Linked DNA regions of Homo sapiens: all the other regions are linked to region 3. Evidence: chromatin loops called from intact Hi-C (ENCODE). Cell type or tissue: ascending aorta. All regions are shown on one strand. Each heading gives the region's core, and the rest is flanking DNA. Links, peaks and the distances in the headings are about the cores only.

Region 1 (6,590 bases), core at 880-5,879, 470 kb before region 3:
CCAGTTTTGCTCCAAACATGTTGTTTCAGTGGATGGCTGTAGGAAAAATGAGAGCCGCCTCTCCTCTGAAGCATTTTCAGAGCCTTTCTGTCTCAGCTGGAATTAATGTTTGGATTCTTTTGTGTGACATCAACTCATCCCGTGATTTAGTCATTTGTATTTCTTGATAGTTGAGTCTTAGGCTCCGTGGCTAATGTGTGCTTTTGGGAGGACCTTATGTAACCATTTGTTCTCTGGGAGAGATGCCAAGTATTTCAAATGCCTGAAAAGAGGAGCTCTAGATTGGAACGTTTGAGATAAGCCTGGTCAAAGACATCCTCAGCCATCTCTCCTGGACCTGTGATTTGGAGTCTGTTGTAAAATGGTTGAGGGAATTGTGGTCATGAGGGGACCCCGTTCTCACCCTTTGTTGTCTTCTGAAGACAATCTTGTAGAATTTTTGGAAGACACAGAAATTACCCATGATCCCACCACTGTAGCCCAAATCTCATCAGCATCTTTGGGTGCATTGCCTTCTGTTGTCATACCAGGTCATAAACTTACTGAATTCTCTTATCTACCTTATAGTGCAAAGAAGATTTTTTAGAATTTCTATAGTACTTAATTTAGGATACAGAAGTTGTTCATGTAAATATACTTATATAGTGCACATATACAGGCTGAATATCCCAAATCCCCAATCTGAAACTTTTGAGCGCCAGCATGGGGCTCAAAGGAACTGCTCTCTGGGGCATGTCAGATTTCGGATTTGGGGCTGCACACTGGTAAGTATAATGCGGATATTCCCAGATCCAAAGCCAGAAGCATTTCAGATAAGGGATGCCCAATCTGTAATTTTGTATGTACTTTTAAACTTGTACATATTTTTAATATTGCTTTAATATATATATGTAAATACAGATAATTACCATTTTTAGTCTGTTATTTCAGTTTGTATAATTTACTTAACTGATTCTGTACTGTTGGGCATCAGAGTTGTTTCCAAATTAGTGTAATTACGAAAATCCCGAGAGACATCTTTGTGCAGACACGTTGTTCCTGCTTTGGACCATATTTCGGAAGCAGTTCTAGGAAATAGATTCTTGGACTGCATCACTATTTTTATGGCCAAAATGGGTTTCCTGCCCTCACATCGGGAATGCATATGCATCCCTGGAATCTTACTGTGTCATCATGTATGGATCAATGTTCACTTTTTGACAATTGATCGTAAGTAAAAGGGATATGATTTCCCGTTTTATTCACATCTCTCCAGGGAGGCTGAACCCATTCTTGGTTTTTGGTGACATGCTCTGGAGTTTTTGTGTAAGAATCATGATCTTCTCAGTCTTTATATGCATTCTTTTAAAATTAGACTTACACATTGATATTTGCTCCACTTATTTTTGTATGACTTGGAATTTCTTATGAAAACTAAGATTTTGGTTACTATATGAATTTTTGCACAGGGATGAGAAATGACATGTGTTGACTTCTCTCTCTCTCTTTTTCCCTAGATACTCTCTAAGTGGTGGAGGAACTTCATCCCACTGAAATTCCTTTGGCATTTGGGGTTTTGTTTTTCCTTTTTTCCTTCTTCATCCTCCTCCTTTTTTAAAAGTCAACGAGAGCCTTCGCTGACTCCACCGAAGAGGTGCGCCACTGGGAGCCACCCCAGCGCCAGGCGCCCGTCCAGGGACACACACAGTCTTCACTGTGCTGCAGCCAGATGAAGTCTCTCAGATGGGTGGGGAGGGTCAGCTCCTTCCAGCGATCATTTTATTTTATTTTATTACTTTTGTTTTTAATTTTAACCATAGTGCACATATTCCAGGAAAGTGTCTTTAAAAACAAAAACAAACCCTGAAATGTATATTTGGGATTATGATAAGGCAACTAAAGACATGAAACCTCAGGTATCCTGCTTTAAGTTGATAACTCCCTCTGGGAGCTGGAGAATCGCTCTGGTGGATGGGTGTACAGATTTGTATATAATGTCATTTTTACGGAAACCCTTTCGGCGTGCATAAGGAATCACTGTGTACAAACTGGCCAAGTGCTTCTGTAGATAACGTCAGTGGAGTAAATATTCGACAGGCCATAACTTGAGTCTATTGCCTTGCCTTTATTACATGTACATTTTGAATTCTGTGACCAGTGATTTGGGTTTTATTTTGTATTTGCAGGGTTTGTCATTAATAATTAATGCCCCTCTCTTACAGAACACTCCTATTTGTACCTCAACAAATGCAAATTTTCCCCGTTTGCCCTACGCCCCTTTTGGTACACCTAGAGGTTGATTTCCTTTTTCATCGATGGTACTATTTCTTAGTGTTTTAAATTGGAACATATCTTGCCTCATGAAGCTTTAAATTATAATTTTCAGTTTCTCCCCATGAAGCGCTCTCGTCTGACATTTGTTTGGAATCGTGCCACTGCTGGTCTGCGCCAGATGTACCGTCCTTTCCAATACGATTTTCTGTTGCACCTTGTAGTGGATTCTGCATATCATCTTTCCCACCTAAAAATGTCTGAATGCTTACACAAATAAATTTTATAACACGCTTATTTTGCATACTCCTTGAAATGTGACTCTTCAGAGGACAGGGCACCTGCTGTGTATGTGTGGCCGTGCGTGTGTACTCGTGGCTGTGTGTGTGTGATGAGACACTTTGGAAGACTCCAGGGAGAAGTCCCCAGGCCTGGAGCTGCCGAGTGCCCAGGTCAGCGCCCTGGACTGCTTGCGCACTTGCTCACCGAGATGATGCAGTTGGAGGTTGCTGATCTGTGCGATTGCTGTAGCGGTTGCCGGGGACCTTAAGAGTTATTTTGCTTCTCTGGAAGGGGCCTATGCTTGCTAGGCAGGCAGCCAGTGTGTCTGTTTTTCTTGGTTTGCTGTGGGACCTTGCTTGGCGAGGGGGAAAATCTCTGGGTTTCTGGAGTGGGAGGGTTCGTGCAGCAGCTGTTGACTGGTACATGAAGCATTCTTTTATGTTTGTTGAAGCTGATGATTGACATCTCCCGTGGGTGTGCCAGTTCTTGTGGAGTTAAGACAGGATTTTTGGAAGCAAGGAAGTTAGTGGGTGAGCTTGGGGATGTAGCTCAGCTATCTGCTGGTCTAGTGGCCTCTAAGCTATAGGGAGGGGACAGAGCCCTGAGCTACAGATGCTTGAGTGGGTTATTGTGTCGGTTTGCTAGTGCAGTCTGGTTTTTAAGCTCTAAAATTGAGGTATTTTATTAGAAGTGGATTTGGGTTGAACTCTTAATTTGTATAAGGGATATATTTTGGTTGGGGAAATAGAACTGAGTTGCTAATTCTTATTGTACTCATTACTCCATACAAGAATGTTATGTTGAATAATAAAATTGGAGAAGATTTCATTTTGTGTTTCCAGGGAGTATTCTGTGTGGGGAACTGTTTCCTTACGTGAGGCCGGCGGCATAAGTCAAAGATGAGTTTTGTCCTTGCGAATCACACAGATTGAGTCTGTGTTCCCCAGGGTGTGCCGTTACCTGATTTTTAAGTGAGCCAGGGCGGACAGCAGCTTTTCTGATTTACAGAGTTCTTCAGATTTACAAATGGACAATGACATCACAGTTTTTAGCACTGAAGCCAGTCTCATGCTAGTAACAGTGGGTGAGCCGCTCGAGGGACTGGGTTCTAATGAATACTGGTATGAACGGGGAGTCTCTGCAGTCGCCAGACAAATCATACTCAGCCCCTTCCCCCGTAGAGCAACAAGTGGTTCTTTTAGAGTTGACTGGCAGCATTTCCTGTCGGGGGAGGTGGGGTTTGATGGAGTTAGAAAGCTCGCCTCTGTGTACATTCTCTCCTGGGCTGTTACTTTCTGTAGACGCACAAAATCAGCCCCAATGTTTTTAAGGGCATCTTAGCCAAGGAAGCTGGCTTTTGTGTCGCCACTTCCAGGCCTGCATTAAGAGAGAGCCCAGGCACCAGGGCTACCACTGGAACCTGCCTCAGCGTCAACTGCTGCTGGTCTGTAGCCAGGCCCAGCCTTTGAGACGGGTTTACTGTCACCAGTAGCCTCTCAGTGCCAGCCCTGAGCTGCTCCTGGCTCAGCTGCCCAGAGCCTGCAGCCTGGGGAGGTACTCAGCCTCTGGGAGACGAGGGCCGTGGACTGGGTGGCTGGTAGCTCCTGCGTTTTTGAGCTGTGTCCTGGCTGGCTGCTGCCAATGAGGTGGACACCAGTGTGGTTTGGGGTGCACTGGCCACTTCTTGCTGGGTTCTGATTTTCTTGGAAGTGCATCTGCCTTCCTTATCCAATAGTTTTATCCCTGCATTGCTCTTGTGAAGTGGCTGGTTTGGTTCTGTATGTAGCATTTTGTACCTTTCCTCTGGCAAAACACTGTCAGTTTATAAACATTTTTTATATTTCCCTCCTTTAAAAACAGCTTGTGTATTTCTGCTATAAAATGTGTCAGCAAAGGCAGAGTGACCTAATAGGGCATGTTCTTAAGCACAGGGACTGTATCATGCAGGGGCCAATAAAGCTCAAGAAAACGAGTATCTGCATCATTGTGTGTCTCATGTGTAGTGTGTCTCAAACTCCACTCAGATGGACTGTTACCCACACTAGTATTTTCTTGAGGGCACACAGGAAGCAGAGGTGCTGGTCACAGGTCAGAACCACCAGTGTCCAGCAAGTAGTTTGGAATCAATCAATCATTCAGAAATAAATAGCTGAGGAGACTGCCTTGTCCCCAAGTCTCCAGGAATGAGTGAGTGGTGACTTCTGGAGGGAGCCTGATGCTGCTGTGTGGCCCGGAGCTGTTTGTTTGCTCTGCCCCTGCCTGGAGGTGGGGGGAGCATAGGGAACAGTGGGGGGCAGGCCCTCCCTGTGTCACTCTGAACACTGGGGCTTTAGAAACCCTTGCTGGAGTGTCCCCTTCCCCCCTCCCCCCCCACACAGAAAATGAAGACTACAGACAAAGTTGGTTGTTTTGCCTTAAAACATCAATATGCTGGATTGTGGCGTGAGGTATTTTTATTCCCTTTGTTAGTACTGGAAACCGTCTGGTACATCTTGTAAGGCAAATGATTAACACACGGCAGGCTCTTCGTCCGTTTGCAAGTTGCTGTTTGTTTCCAGCTACACCAGTCAGAGCTCCACAGAGAGGGTGCGTTCCTGGTTCTCAGGTGGGCAGGTGCTATGGTGCGGGGCGCTGGAAAGAATGGGGTTGAATTGGCCCTCGCCTCCGCTTGTTTGAGACTCTCGTTAGAAAGGGCTTAGGAAAACCAAGGGAATGGCAGCCACCCCATCACCATCGAGAACAGGCAGACGTTTCCCGAGTAGGGGCCAAAGCCACTGGAAACCGTGTTCCCTGTGCAGTCCGACTGACACTACCCCATGCCTGGGGGGAATGAGTATAAAAAGGGAAATGTTTTTGAAGACAGGCACGATATATACTACTAGAGAATGCGCAGTTTCAAACCACAGTTGCAGGAGGATATAGGAATAACGACAGGTGCCGGGGACTACGTACCATGATTTCATAGTGCTCTGCAGCCAGCAGGCTCACTAAACGCTCATCACGGAACATACCACAAATGGTGCTGATCAATGACACACGGGTTTTCATGCTTGTGACACAGACAGACAGCAAAACACCACGGCTTATTATCTTCCCATTGTGTACACCACTCACAGGACGGTGACAGTCCAGGTATTGCACTGGATCTCGGCTTTGCTTAACAGAAAACAACCCTGCTACGGTTGGAAAGAGTTACCACTTAAAACGATTTGGTCAACTTGCACCAAGAAGTAGGTTGGGAACAGGTGTTTTCAGGTGAGCGTGAAACCCCGCAGTGGAACGCTGTGTGCTGCAAATTGCTTATTAATCAGAGAAGTGAGTCCTACTAACTTCCTATTATTACAAAAGTAGAAAGACTGAAAAAAAAAATGAAATCTGAAAATGATCTCATTTGCTTAAGGCTGCACTGAGTGTATTGCAAACAAACAAACAAACACCGGGAAGTCCACTTCGTAAAATGCAGCAGCCAATAGGTGAAAATAATAAAAGAAAGAACTTTTTTTAGGAAGAAAAACACTTGCCCTGTCTTGTGTTGAACGGATGTGTGTGTACTGTTTTTCAGGGGCAGGGTGGAGGGAAGATGTCATTTGGCACTCTCGTAATGACAATGTTTTAATACTGGCACTAGCTAAAGAACAGCGCCCCCAGCGGATGCCAGGACTGGAGGTGGGAGCGCTGTTCATTCAGACGCTGAGAGGTCGGGGTTAAAAAACGCGGCTGTGGAGACAGGAGAGCTGCTGGGAAGCCATGTTTTTGATTTTCAGACAGGTGTTAATTTTACCAGGCTTCATTAATACAGAAGAAAGGAAACGTCTTCCAGGAAAGCAGCCACTGCGGAAACGAGTGTGTCCGGCCATCAATACACAAGAGACTCTTTGTGACTCAACACGTGGGGTCGCGAGGCAGAGCTGGTGGCACTGCGGATCACTTCCATCCACCTGCAACACGGGAACGCCAGTTAGTCAACCTTTTGTTTGGACGGACTCCTGACACTTTGGTGGGCATCGCTTACAGAAACACAAGGTGAAGTCAGGCCGCCTGGTTGGTAATCTGCCACT
Region 2 (6,590 bases), core at 606-5,605, 700 kb after region 3:
TTTCCTGCTTTGAGTGTATTGACAAAATTTCCCTTTAAGATATATTAAAACTTAAATATAAGTTTGAAGTCTTACAAAATTATAAATTTTGACTTATGTCTTATGAGACATAATTTTTTACTTAAGACAAAATTATCCCAAAGGACAACTCAGTCTCTTTAACACCCAAGAATAGGCTAGGGTCACTATTTTGTAAACTAACAGCTCTATAATTTCTCAAGTCATATGTCAAGAGCATTGATAAACAATTTTCTTAACTGTTTGGTAACCTTGCTGAAGTCTTGCAGAGATGTAAACACTGAGCTCTTTTAACCTATGTGCCTTACTTATTGCTCCTGAAAACAATATTATTATGCCTGTAGGAACGCCCTAGACAATCTCAGATTCATAATGTTAGGGCTGAATACACCCCCCAGCATTAGCGGTTAACTCATGCCACTTCTAGATCTTTCATTAAATTCTCTCCATCCTCCTAACTCCACCCAACTCAGTATATGACTCAGATGCCTTGAATCTCCAAAAACATTTCTTGAAACAGTCTGTTGGAAACCAGCTTTCTTCTATGGACTCCATAGAAATGTTTTTGCTGTCTGTTCCTCCCACAAGGCATGTGTCCCCTTCTTGCATTGTAGATACTTGCTGATATGCTGAATTGTCCCTGCCAGACAGTAAGCTCATCAAAGGTGCCATCTGAATCACTTTAGTTTCTTTTGTCATATAACTCACATGAAGTAGATTCTCAAGTATTGAGTATTGAGCGTGTACTTAATAATTTCTGTTAGCCATGACACATTTTCAGAAAAGCGTTTTAGGAAGTACTCGGTCAAAGGAAAAAAAAAAAAGCCATAAGAATAGAAAACTCTTCAAGAGCTAAGCCAGAATAACTGGCACTTAAAAGTGACACATTCAATTTCTTCACCTTTATATAACCTCCAGAAGATCAAATGTTGATAAAATATTTATCTTCAGTTGTCACAAGCCAGACTTTGATTTAAAACTCTTGGGTACATGAATGTCATGCCAGACCAGAAATACATCATCATGTATTTTTAATTTAAACATGGGTATGTAAAAAATTTATATATGCCTGATATGAAAAAATTTGAGTGAAAAATCTCCCAACAGTCACCACAAACAAGAAAATAGAATCTAAAAGCAATTTTTAAACTTCTGTAAAAATGCAATGAAAAGCCTTCTGTTTGCAATTCCAATGTGGTATTGAAATGACACATAAAACGCATTCTCTTACCTTTAGGGAATCAAAGCAGGCAATTACTCTTCCATTTTCAACCTGACAACTTTTGGGGGGATGAGCAAATTTGCATTCTTCATCAGAGCGTGAGCATGTTCCTCTTTGAAACTGTCTGCAGACTTCTAATGTCAGCCATTTTGTATCTCTGACTGGGGCAACGTTCAAAGCCATGGTGATAAAGTAATTTGGGCTGTTTGTTTCTGTTAAATGATGAAATCAATCCAAGTTCTAATGATTCCAAAACTACTGTTGTGAAAACTCCCACATGTAAGTCTGAAGGTGAGTGATAAATTGCTTAGTGAAGTCCAATCCAAGGAACAGGATGATGAGAGAGTGTATGGACAGGCAATCACTCATCAATCAATATGTCCCACTTAAAGATGGTAGGCCGCAATAAAAGCATGCTCAGTGTCATCTCTGGCTTTCAACGTCCGAGTCTCTTGACTGTTTTGCAGATACAGCTGTTATTAATAAAGTGACTTCAATATCATGGCACTCCTTGGGAGAATATTTAATGCTGACGCTCACAGCTATTGACGATGTTGGAAAATAAGACACTCAGATGTTCATATTTTAGCAGGATGTTTTTCTTTCCCCTTTTTAAATTCTGAAATTAAGCAATTGGCAAAGTCAGACAACTGAGGTATCTTCATCCACTCATAAGGTCAGGGTAAAGTGTACTTGACAGAAGAGTGGGATGTGAATACAAAGAAAGCTCCCAAGCTGCAGTTTTCCAGCAAAAGTGACTTCACACAGGCACTTTTAAATGATAAACCTGCAAAACAGAAATGAAATATTAACCTTTACACAAACTCAATGGAATCACCACTTCAACGAACTATTGAACTCTTATCTAGAATTTGCAAAAGCACAGTTTAGAGCTTTGAGCTTTGAGTATAGTGAGAAAAGTTATGCATTAAATAAAAAAAAGAATATGCAACGGAAACCGTATTGCAGAATTGTCTAGGCAGCAGTCCAAAAGTTAGGAATGACTCAAACAGATGAGTGTGGCAGACACAATAATTAGGCCTTCTGAAACAATCCCATCTAATGTGCTTAATCGCCAAAACAGTGTATTAGGACTGTGGCTTCCAATTAATTTCACATTTAGGCCATTGATTTTATTGTTGGGAATGCTATAAACAATTATTTGGGATGTGTCCCTCCTATGTAATAAAGATATTGTCATTTTGAATGAAGTGTGGGCTCTTTCTTCTTTATGTTCTTCCTAGTTTACAGAGATGTGGACTTGGAGATGGGTAGGTAGGATCCTCTTGATATTTTTTCTCAGGTATCTTAATACTTCCTCTCCACCATGACTTACCTAATGTTTATCTTCCTATTTACACTGCAACATTCACAGGGCAAAGACTATTCTTTGTAGTTTTCATTTCTGTATTCCCAGTGCCTTAGTCTACGGCGTATATTAGACCCTCAAGAAATATTTATTGACCAATTTAACTGATGACTAAGTGCAGGAATGTAAATTAGTTTTAGTTGAGTTCAGTTTAGTTTTTAACTGAGTCATAATCTAAAAACGCTCTGTAGTATGGAATGCTGGAGTTAAAACACATGGCTACAACAAAAATATAGTCAGTAAGTTCAGATGTCTAAAATAAGCACCTTCAGTTTCTTTTAACTTTTTCAAGGGTTATGAAATCATTAAACATTAAATTCCAGTTACTGGGACAAGCATGAATAAAGGACTAAAGTCCAGAAGTTGATTATTTTCATAAATAGGATATGCCACAAATGACCTTACATACCTGCTGAGCCTTGATGTCTTTCTAAAAAATTTATACCTAAGAAGAACTTAATGAAGACTGGAAGTAGATTATTTTAAATTGGCAGGTAACAAATAAGTTCAGAGAGCAATAATTTTTTTTTTTTTGAAATGGAGTCTTTCTCTGTCACCCACACTGGACCCTGTCACCCAGGCTAGAGTGCAGTAGCATGAACTCGGCTCACTGCAACCTCTGCCTCCTGGGTTCAAGCAGTTCTTGTGCCTCAGCCTCCTGAGTAGCTGAGACTACAGGTGTCTGACACCACGCCTGGCTAATTTTTGTATTTTTAGTAGAGACAGGGTTTCATGGTTTCACCATGTTGACCAGGCTGGTTTCGAACTCTTGACCTCAGGTGATCTGCCCACCTCAACCTTCCAAAGTGCTGGGATTACAGGCGTGAGCCACCGTGCCCGGCCCAATAATTTTTAAGTGGTTCACAAGTGTTCCCTTAAAAAGTATGACCCCAAATCAATTAAGTTTATTTAACTCTGGGTAAATCAAGCCAGACGAGCTTCCTTGCATTAGGGCTTTTTAAGTTTTTTAATTTTTTTTCTTTTTTTTGAGACGGAGTTTCACTCTTGTTGCCCAGGCTGGAGTGCAGTGGTGTGATCTTGGGTCACTGCAACCTCTGCCTCCTGAGTTCAAGTGATTCTCCTGCCTCAGCTTCCCGAGTAGCTGGGATTACTGGTGCCCACCACCATGCCCAGATAATTTTTGTATTTTTAGTAGAGGTGGGGTTTCACCATCTTGGCCAGGCTGTTTTCAAACTCCTCACCTCAGGTGATCCACCCATCTTGGCCTCCCAAAATGTTGAGACAACAGACGTGAGCCACCGCGTCCGGCCTGCAATAGGGCTTTTCTTGGCTGCTGTGTCTGATGGGTCCCTTATAAGGGAGAAGCCTCAATGGTGTCTCAAGCTTATCTGATGATGGAACATTTATTTAAGCAGGACATCTCTTGGGACTGGTGGGAATTGCTACTTCATCCCAATAATTCTTTTACATTTTAATAAAAGTGTTTGCATGAGTTATAATTGCATGCACATTTAAGGAAGTTGGCAATCTTGAAAGCTATGACACATAGCAAACTTCAATTATAAAATATTTGAGGGGTCCAGGCAGGCTCCTGCATGTCTGTTTGGCAACGCTGCATTCACAGAAGCTAATATCAGCTAGCCTAAGCTAGGGAGCTTAAGAAGATGAGTTTAATAACCAAATTTAATATGGGTTGGGTTTCATAGACCAGCCTGGACTTGTATCTTTATTACCTCAACCTGCACCTCTAGCTCCCATGGAGAACAAAGGATGAGGAAAGCAAAGGACAAGGACATATTTCTGCCTGCATCAAGGGAGATGAGGCACCAATGACAAGGATATTTCAAATGATGGGCTGAACACACTTAGTGTTTGAAAAATATTACGTAGAGTCCCCAAGTCCTCAGTACCAGGACCCAAGGTAGATGCTCAACCTCAAAGGCAGCAGAGTCTCTCCCAAGGGCTCCCATGGAGGAAAAGAAAGAGGTAAACATAGGTACTGTTGCATAGATGGCAAGAATAATTACTCAGATGTTCCTAAAAGTTCTCCAGGAGCTATGCTTCCAATGCAGTTCAGTGAATGCTGTACATTTTTATTCATACTTATAGGTAAGAAGCCTTTTTCATTCCCCCTGGAAGAAATATATATTTTTTCCCCCTGGGAGAATTTCCATTTCAACTTACTATGAAAATCCCACCAGAATTCAGATGATCAGACTCTACCAAGATACACTTGCTTAAAATTAAGTATTTATTTGAATTGACAAAAACTGTATAGGATTATTATATACAAATGATATTTTGAAATACGTATGCATTGTAGAATAGCTAAATTGAGCTAATTAACATATGCATACTTAGCATTTTTTAGTTGTGAGAACACTTAGAACCTCTAAGTGAGATCACACCCTATTTGTCTTTAAGATAAACTTGCTTTTAAAAGCAGGGATGGCCTGCCTTACACCTTATACAAAAATTAACTCAAGATGGATTAAAGACTTAAATTTAAAACCCAAACCATAAAAAACCCTAGAAGAAAACCTAGGCAATACCATTCAGGACATAGGCATGCAGAAAGACTTCATGACCAAAAGCAATTGCAACAAAAGCCAAAATTGATAAATGGGATCTAATTAAACTAAAGAGCTTCTGCACAGCGAAAGAAACTATCATTAGAGTGAACGGGCAACCTACAGAATGGGAGAAAATTTTTGCAACCCACCCATTTGACAAAGGTCTAATATCCAGAATTTACAAGGAACTTAAACAAATTTACAAGAAAAAAACAAACAATCCCATCAAAAACTGATATGAACATACAAAGGATATGAAAAGGGCAATGGATATGAACAGACACTTCTCAAAAGAAGACATTTACGCAGCCAACAAACATGAAAAAAAACTCAACATCACTGATCATCAGAGAAATGCAAATCAAAACCACAATGAGATACCATCTCATGCCAGTCAGAATGGTGATTATTAAAAAGTCAGGAAACAATAGATGCTGGCGAGGCTGTGGAGAAATAGGAATGCTTTTATACTGTTGGTGGGAATGTAAATTAGTTCAACCATTGTGGAAGACAGTATGGTGATTCCTCAAGGATCTAGAACCAGAAACACCATTTGACCCAAAAATCTCATTACTGGGTATATATACCCAAAGGAATATAAATCATTCTACTGTAAAGACACATGCACACCTATGTTTATTGCAGCACTATTTACAATAGCAAAGACATGAAATCAACCCAAATGCCCATCAATAATAGGCTGGATAAAGAAAATGTGGTACATATACAACATGGAATACTATGCAGCGGAATGAGATCATGTCCTTTGCAGGGACATGGATAAAGCTGGAAGCTATCATCCTCATTAAACTAACACAGGAACAGAAAACCAAATACGGCATGTTCTCACTCATAAGTAGAAGTTAAACACTGAGAACACATGGACACAGAGAGGGGAACATCACATACGAGAGCCTGCTGGGGGTTTACGGGGTGAGGGGAGGGAACTTAGAGGACAGGTCAATAGGTGCAGCAAACCACCGTGGCACACGTATACCTATGTGACACACCTGCACATTCTGCACATGTATCCTGTTTTTTTTTGTTTTGTTTTTTGTTTGTTTTTTTTTAGAAATAAATAAATAAATAAATCTTAAAAAGTGGAGTAGGCTGGGTGCAGTGGCTCACGCCTGTCATCCTAGCACTTTGGGAGGCCAAGATGGGCAGATCACTTGAGGCCAGGAGTTTGATACCAGCCTGGCCAACATGGCGAAACCCTGTCTCTACTAAAAATACAAAAATTAGCCTGGCACACGCCTGTAATCCCAGCTACTTGGGAGGCTGAGGCATGAGAATTGCTTGAACCTAGGAGGTGGAGATTGCAGTGAGCTCGCGCCACTGCACTCCAGCCTGGGCAACACAGAGAGCCTCTGTCTCAAAAAAAAAAAACAAAAAAAAAAAAACAAAAAAGAGCAGGTGTACCCAAGCTTTCTGATGGCCAGAGTCA
Region 3 (6,590 bases), core at 523-5,522:
GTTTTGACGTCTCTTCAATGATTTCAACCAAATATATAACCATATTTGAATACAAAAGTCACCTTAGTCAACAGTTTGGTATTTATGTGTCGACTAAGTATTTTTATTTTGAATGAGTAAATTACAAAGATATTTACTGAGCCCTGGCCAATTTTTCAGTTCATAGAAAATATTTCTATATTTGCTGTATCAGACTTAATGCTAATTTTATTTCATTTGATCTCTTATAAAACGCTTATTTCATTAGGCAAAAAAGAAAGGGGCATTCTATGGCACCAGAGAGCTTCTCTTAACATTTACTTTTTTGGAGGTCAAATTAGAAAATTCTGTATCACAGTACTTAGTTTACATATTAATACATTCTCAGGATATACAAAGAAAGTAAAAACCTAGTATCTGAATGTTTTCACTAGGAATAAAGAGACTAAGAGAATAACAGTACTTATTTCCAATTGTTCTTTATGAGAAAATGTGCTGAATGCTGATAACTATCCCCAAAGTGATGTAAGTGATAAAAGATTTACAACAGGCACCAATTGGAATTCAAGCTAAACCAGACACTGGTATTTAGTTCAATAGAAGAGAGATTCCCCACTAGGCTTGACAATAGAGACTTAAGCAACTGGAGGGAACAGAGAGAATTAAACTAGCTTACTAATTACAATGCTGTTCTGCTTTGTAACACATGAAAATTTCTATTATTTTCATGCTGGGATTAAAAAGTTATTTTGGCGAAAAATTATCTCAAGAGTTACCAGAAAGCATTAATTTTTTTTTTTAAAGCATCATCATATCCCCAAGGCAAACTGGTGCAATACATGCATATCACTTCTAGGAACAAATGCTACTTTTCAGTATTCTACAAGCAAACCTGGCAAAGTATGCAAAGATAGGTATACATGTACTCCTGCGCATAGTACTATTTTTAAAAGAGCAGGTCACTGGAAACCGCAATATCCATTTCATAGAGGGTTGCTTATATAAATATCTATCCATATGATGTATAATCTATAGCTGACCAAAACCTCACTTATGAGGCAATGTGAAATATAGAGTGAAAAATTCAAGTTGCAAAATAGTGTAAATAGTATTATAAGCCCATTAAGTAAAAAATGAATGTGTATGTTAAATTTTCAGCGAAGATTCACGACACAAGCGGTCACCTTTGGGAAACGGGATAAGAAACGATTCACTGTTTGAATTTTTACCCTGAACATGTATTACATGTATAATAAATAAAAACTTAATGAAGTGAATAGTAGAAAATGCTTTTTCACATAGAACCGAATTTTGGGTGTGTTTACTTCACTTAATATAAAACCCCTAAGTGTAACCAGCATATCCACCATCTATTCAAAACAACGATTACCACCGTCGTTTCAAAGACACCTGGAAAAGTCTTCAGGCCTGAGTTCAGAAGAGGACTTGCAGTCAATTTCATTGGCTATATGTAAAATTAATTTTTGTTATTTAAAAATATCTGGCTGAACATCCTTCACTTAATCTTATGAAACTCTACAATCGCATGGTTGCAAAAACCCCATATATAACCAAGTTTGGCGGTCAGCTAAGAAACTGGAAAGTTTCTCCCTCCCCTGGAAGTATCCCACAAGAATCGTGGTCTCAACGCTGAAAATGTAACATCAGTCTTCTAGTGAACTTGGTAAATGAGCTTACAGATATATTTAAAATACTGTCACTTGAAAGTCTCTCCACATTTTGGAGGCCAGGAACAAGAGGTGGTTTGAAAAAAAGAGATTACGGTTAGATTTAATGAAGTTGAAGACTTAAACATATGGTACTGGCCCAGTTAAACAACGGAAGTCCCACTACATCCCATTTATCCCACGATTCTCTAGAGAGCAAAGAAAATTTGTCTGAAGAGCAGAGTAAGTGTATTATAAGCCCAGAGTAAGGTGGAAACTGCATAGAAAGAAACCCTAAAGGCAACTTCACAAAACTGGAGGTGGGAGGGGGTAGGGAAATCTGGCTTCTGATGTTAGGAACTAGAATGAGAAAGAACTAAATGGAAAAAGGCAGTAGGGACAAGGCAGGGCACATATTTAAAAAGAGAGGGACAGACGGTGTGGGAGATGAGCAGGGGTAGAAGCAGGCGTGACGGGTCAGGTAGCAGCCAGGGTTTGGGAGACCCACAGCGCTAGGCTGGGTGGAGACAGCGGCTGGAAGGGCAGTGGGGGCTCCCACTGGGAGAAAGCGGGAAAGGGGCAAGCGGGGAGCTGGGAAGCGGGGTGGCCAGCGAAGTTGGGGCCCCGGGCCCGCCCGGCACCCCACACCTGGACGGGGGCGCGTCGGGAGCGGCCGCACGTGGGTGCGAGCGGCGGCGGGGAGGTAACTGGTGCCAGGCGCCGCGGCAGCAATGGCCGGAAAAGCCCGGGGGCACGACCGGGAGCCGCGGGCCGCCTCACACGTGGGCTGCGCGGCCGCCGCCCGCCGGGCCCAGCCTGCGCGGCCGCCGCGGACCGGCCGAGGCCCGGTGCGGCTGGCGTCGGTAAAGGGTCGGCGCGCCGGCCAGGGCGCGAAGACTGGGGCGGCGAACTCGGTTACCTCTGCCTGTTTCCGGACCACATTGTCGGGGCTGAGCAGGTTTCCCAGGAGCAGGTAGAACTGTTGCTGCTCCGCCGCGGCCGCCGCCATTGCGCTAGGCGTGAGAGAGAAGGAGGGAGGGGAGACAGGAGCCGTGAGGCGCGCTCGCGGGCCGCGGGAGGGGCGGGGGCGGGCCCAGCGCGGGGACCGGCACCAGCGGCGGCGCGGGGCTTGCGGGGGGCCGCGCGGGAAGGGCGGGGCAAAGGGGAAAGGGGAGGACGGGGCGGGGCCTCGCGGCCTCTCACCCCGCCGCGGCCGCCGGCGCCGGCGCCTCACTGGCCTTGGGCGCAGGGGGGCGGGGCCGAGGACGCCTCCTCGGGGGCCGCGCTGATTGGCCACGCACCCTGCGGTGCCGTCAGTGGCCGCGCATCGGGGGCCGCCGGCTGTACGCCGGTTGGGTAGGCTGGCGGCTTCGCAGCCGGGCCAGGGCTGGGATCGGGGTCGGGGTCGGGGTTGAGGTCGAGGTCGAGGCCTGGGCTGGGGCCAGGGCTGCGTCGCGGGGACAGCGGGAGGAGCCGGCCGGCGGGCCCGGCCGCGGCAAGGGGCCTGAGGCCTGGCCGGGGAGGAGGGGCCAGCTGCTGAGCGCGGGAGATTTCGGCGCCGCGGGCTGGTCGGCCTCCTTCTAGCGACCCCCGGCCCCTCCCCGTGGCCGCTGGAGCAGGCCCCACCCCTTTGGTCCCTCGCTCCCTGGGATCCAGCCCTTCACCCACCCCCAGGAAGGCAGTCCCTTTAGACCCACTTCCTACGTACCTTCTACTCACGGACTTCTCGCTTTCAGACCCTCCGACCTCCCCCAGGGCTGTGGACTCAGGGCGCCCCTTCCTCCCGTCGCGCTCTCCAGTGACTCACGCCTGGGGCTTGCCCGGAAGAGGGGTTACTCAGCCCGGGGCTGTCCCGCCAGGCCGCCCGTCCCCAGCCCGCGGTCGTCTTCGGATGTACACGTAGCAAACATGCCCCCACCCCAGGATCTGTGACTGTTCCCTTGAATCCCTTGTTTAGGGATTCTGTTCTCGCAATGATTGGGGAACGTCAAGAGAGACACCTTTCTTCCTAAAGGAGCCCTGGTTTACAGGGCTGATTATCTCAATCTCAGTCTAGGAACCTAGAGGCGTAATTTCAATTTCAGCATTCTAATGCGCAGATAATACACGCGATGTTCTTTAACTCCTGGGGCTGCCAAAGGCAGAGAGCAGTGTACAAATCAGAGGGTACTTTTGTTGAGACCCTGTTGTATCCAATACATTGGGCTAAGGGTGTCAGTGGAAGCCTTGCTCTGTCGCCTAGGCTGGAGTGCAGTGGCGCGATCTCGGTTTAGTGCAACCTCTGCCTCCCGGGTTCAAACAATTCTCATGCCTCAGCCTCCCAAATACCTGGGATTACAGGCATGTTCCACCATGCCCAGCTAACTTTTTTGTATTTTTAGTAGAAACGGGGTTTCACCAAGTTGGCCCAGTTGGTCTCGAACTCCTGACCTCAGGCGATACCAGCCCCCCCCGCCCTCCCCCCGCCTCGGCCTCCCAAAGTGCTAGGATTACAGGCATGAGCCACTGCGCCCAGCTACAAAAACAATTCATTTCTGCCCCAAAGGGACACTACATCTCTAGTGAGGAGGTTTCATACTGGGTGAGATGGAAGAGTAGTTCTACACCGCTGGCAGTACATAGTATTTAACTTAGGGAATTTAATTTCCTGTTGGCTATTCTGCTGCAGTTCTGCTCTTTGAAAGTCAAAACATTTGCTCTTTGGTGAATGATTTTAAATCTTGGCCACTGTGTTTAGAATCTGGGCTGAGCCCTGGGATCCACGTGCAATTGGGATGGCCAGCCAAGATTTTTTTCTAAAGGATTCTAATTGGTTCCTAGAGAAAATTCTCTTAGAAAGTTTTGGGCCATGACAATGATGGGTTCTCTACAGGAGGTCTGCAGACCTATCTTTGTTGAATTTATATTTCTTAGATGTGACAAGTTTTCATTCTTATGCCACGTTATTTCTTCTAGACAAACCACTATGCACATTACTTTGGGGCAGCTTTTTTTTGTTTGATTTTGATTTTTTTTTTTTTTTGTGGGTCGTTGGGGTATCTGGATTCTGAGGAGGTTTCATCATCAGCCAAGGTTATTAAGGTTTTAAGAATTACAGGCCGGGCAAGGTGGCTCACGCCTGTAATCCCAGCACTTTGGGGGGCCGAGGTGGGCGGATCACCTGAGGTCAGGAGTTCGAGACGAGCCTGGCCAACATGGTGAAAGCCCGTCTTTACTAAAAATACAAAAATTAGCCAGGTGTGGTGGTGGTGGGCGCCTGTAATCCCAGCTACTCGGGAGGCTGAGGCAGGAGAATCACTTGAACCTGGGAGGTGGAGGTTACAGTGAGCCGAGATCGTGCCATTGCACTCCAGCCTGGGTGATAGAGCAAGACTCCGTCTCAAAAAAAAAAAAAAAGAATTTCAGACAAAAACAACTCATTCAAATGACTAGGTTAACAGTGAAATATGATAAATTGCTTAGAGGCTGCTTAGGGCATGGCCCGATCTCCAGTTACTTTTTAACACCTGTTGCGATATGTGTTTCTATTGGCAATGAGTCTGTAGGTTACATATATTTGCTTAATAGTTACTAAATAATAGAAATTCCAATCAAGTTTGCAGATATTTGTTACTATTATTATTATTGTTATTATTATTATTTTGAGACAGAGTCTCACTCTGTTGCCCAGGGTGGAGAGCAGTGGTGTGATCTCACTGCAGCCGCCACTTCTTGGGCTCCAGCGATCCTCCCACCTCAGCCCTTCCAACTAGCTGGTCTGCAGGCACAAGCCACCACACCTGGCTAATGTTTCCAGTTTTGGTAGAGATGGGGTCTTCCTGTTACCCAGGCTGGTCTCAAACTCCTGAGTTCGGGCGATCCTCCCACTTTGGCCTCCCAAAGTGCTAGGATTACAGGCCTCCGCCACCACACCCGGCTAGGAGCTTGTTTTTTAACGAGGCAAAGCGTAAACCTAAGATTATTTCAGGCAGGCTAAAAACAAAACAATTTTGTATTAGTGGTGACATCAACTGCTAGAACACGAAATCACAGCCCAGCCTTATTTTAACATTTTAAATATCCAATCAAAAGGGAAGGAGAAGAATTTTAAGGTTAATGAATGAAGAGACCACCCCGCCACCCAAAATGGGAGAAATTCCAGTAAACTTGGGGTAGATAGCAGATGTCCTGACAATGGAGACTGGTTCTGGTGTCCAGAAAACCTCCTAAGTGGGGACTGTATTTTCGGTAGCAGGCTTGCCATTTTGAAGAGTTTATAATGCTCAGCCTTCTGGGAAGTTTACTGCACTTAGAAGCCCATTTCCCATAGACAGTGTCCTTATTGTTTATAAGAGTATCATTTTCTTATAAGAAAATAACTCAGGGGCTGGGTGCAGTGGCTCACGCCTGTAATCCTAGCACTTTGGGAGGCGGGTGGATCCCCTGAGGTCAGGAGTTTGAGACCAGCCTGGCCAACAGGGCGAGACCCCGTCTCTACTAGAAATACAAAAAAAAAATCAGCTGGGTATGGTGGCGCATGCCTGTAATCCCAGCTACTCTGGAGGCTGAGGCAGGAGAATCGCTTGAACCCAGGAGACGGAGGTTGCAGTGAGCCAGTATCATGCCACTGCACTACAGCATGGGTGACAGAGTGAGACTCCCTCTCAAAAAAAAAAAAAAAAAAAAAAGAAGATAAAAGAAAATAACTAAGATATTCCATAAAAACAGCCTGCAGGATTATAGATTTATTTATTTCCCAAGGAGATCAAATGGTGGAAGGTAAAGAGCCTTGAACTTGAGTCTAGGGGATTTGTATCTTTAGTCTCTTACTAGCTGTGTAACCTTGAGTGCTTAATGTCGCTAAGCCTCAATTTCTCATCTATAAAATGGGGATAATAAAAAGTATATTATTAATCATAAAAGTTCTTCTAGCATTAACTTATAATTGGAAGTAAAAATGCAAGG

What was found. Hi-C counts contacts between places; a loop is a spot of excess contacts. Peaks named below come from ENCODE experiments on the same cell type or tissue, not always from the same donor. Only the 100,000 strongest peaks of a DNase experiment are listed, where the experiment ranks them.
Region 1: it touches region 3 in a loop (4-fold over the local background); 3 of 110 quality-filtered maps call a loop at or near these places.
Region 2: a loop joins it to region 3, with 4 times the contacts of the local background. A loop is called at or near these places in 2 of 110 quality-filtered maps.

What each region holds. Positions count from the first base shown.
Region 1 is chr13:98,448,116-98,454,705 of GRCh38, reverse strand. It overlaps FARP1 (FERM, ARH/RhoGEF and pleckstrin domain protein 1), which reads right to left. Exons shown (of 27, transcript NM_005766.4): 27 at 1-6,470. The coding sequence ends at 6,389. STK24 (serine/threonine kinase 24) reads left to right here. Exons shown (of 11, transcript NM_001032296.4): 11 at 1,497-6,590. The coding sequence ends at 1,533. Among named protein-coding and RNA genes, the nearest start is that of FARP1-AS1, 16 kb to the right of the region's middle. In ascending aorta, for the core only: no CTCF peak of the experiment used is centred there; DNase peaks (open chromatin) are centred at 2,815 and 4,002; H3K27ac peaks cover 1,650 bases.
Region 2 is chr13:97,271,069-97,277,658 of GRCh38, reverse strand. MBNL2 (muscleblind like splicing regulator 2) reads right to left here. Exons shown (of 9, transcript NM_001382683.1): 2 at 1,250-2,027. The coding sequence starts at 1,423. All of the region lies in intron 3 of LOC101927385 (a long non-coding RNA gene), which reads left to right. Among named protein-coding and RNA genes, the nearest start is that of MBNL2, 52 kb to the right of the region's middle. In ascending aorta, for the core only: no CTCF peak of the experiment used is centred there; no DNase peak of the experiment used is centred there; H3K4me3 peaks cover 1,081 bases; H3K27ac peaks cover 4,620 bases.
Region 3 is chr13:97,972,762-97,979,351 of GRCh38, reverse strand. It overlaps IPO5 (importin 5), which reads right to left. Exons shown (of 29, transcript NM_002271.6): 4 at 2,566-2,659. The coding sequence starts at 2,655. Among named protein-coding and RNA genes, the nearest start is that of IPO5, 22 kb to the right of the region's middle. RefSeq lists silencers at 2,155-2,504, 2,685-3,414. In ascending aorta, for the core only: no CTCF peak of the experiment used is centred there; DNase peaks (open chromatin) are centred at 2,831 and 3,451; H3K4me3 peaks cover 3,715 bases; H3K27ac peaks cover 2,553 bases.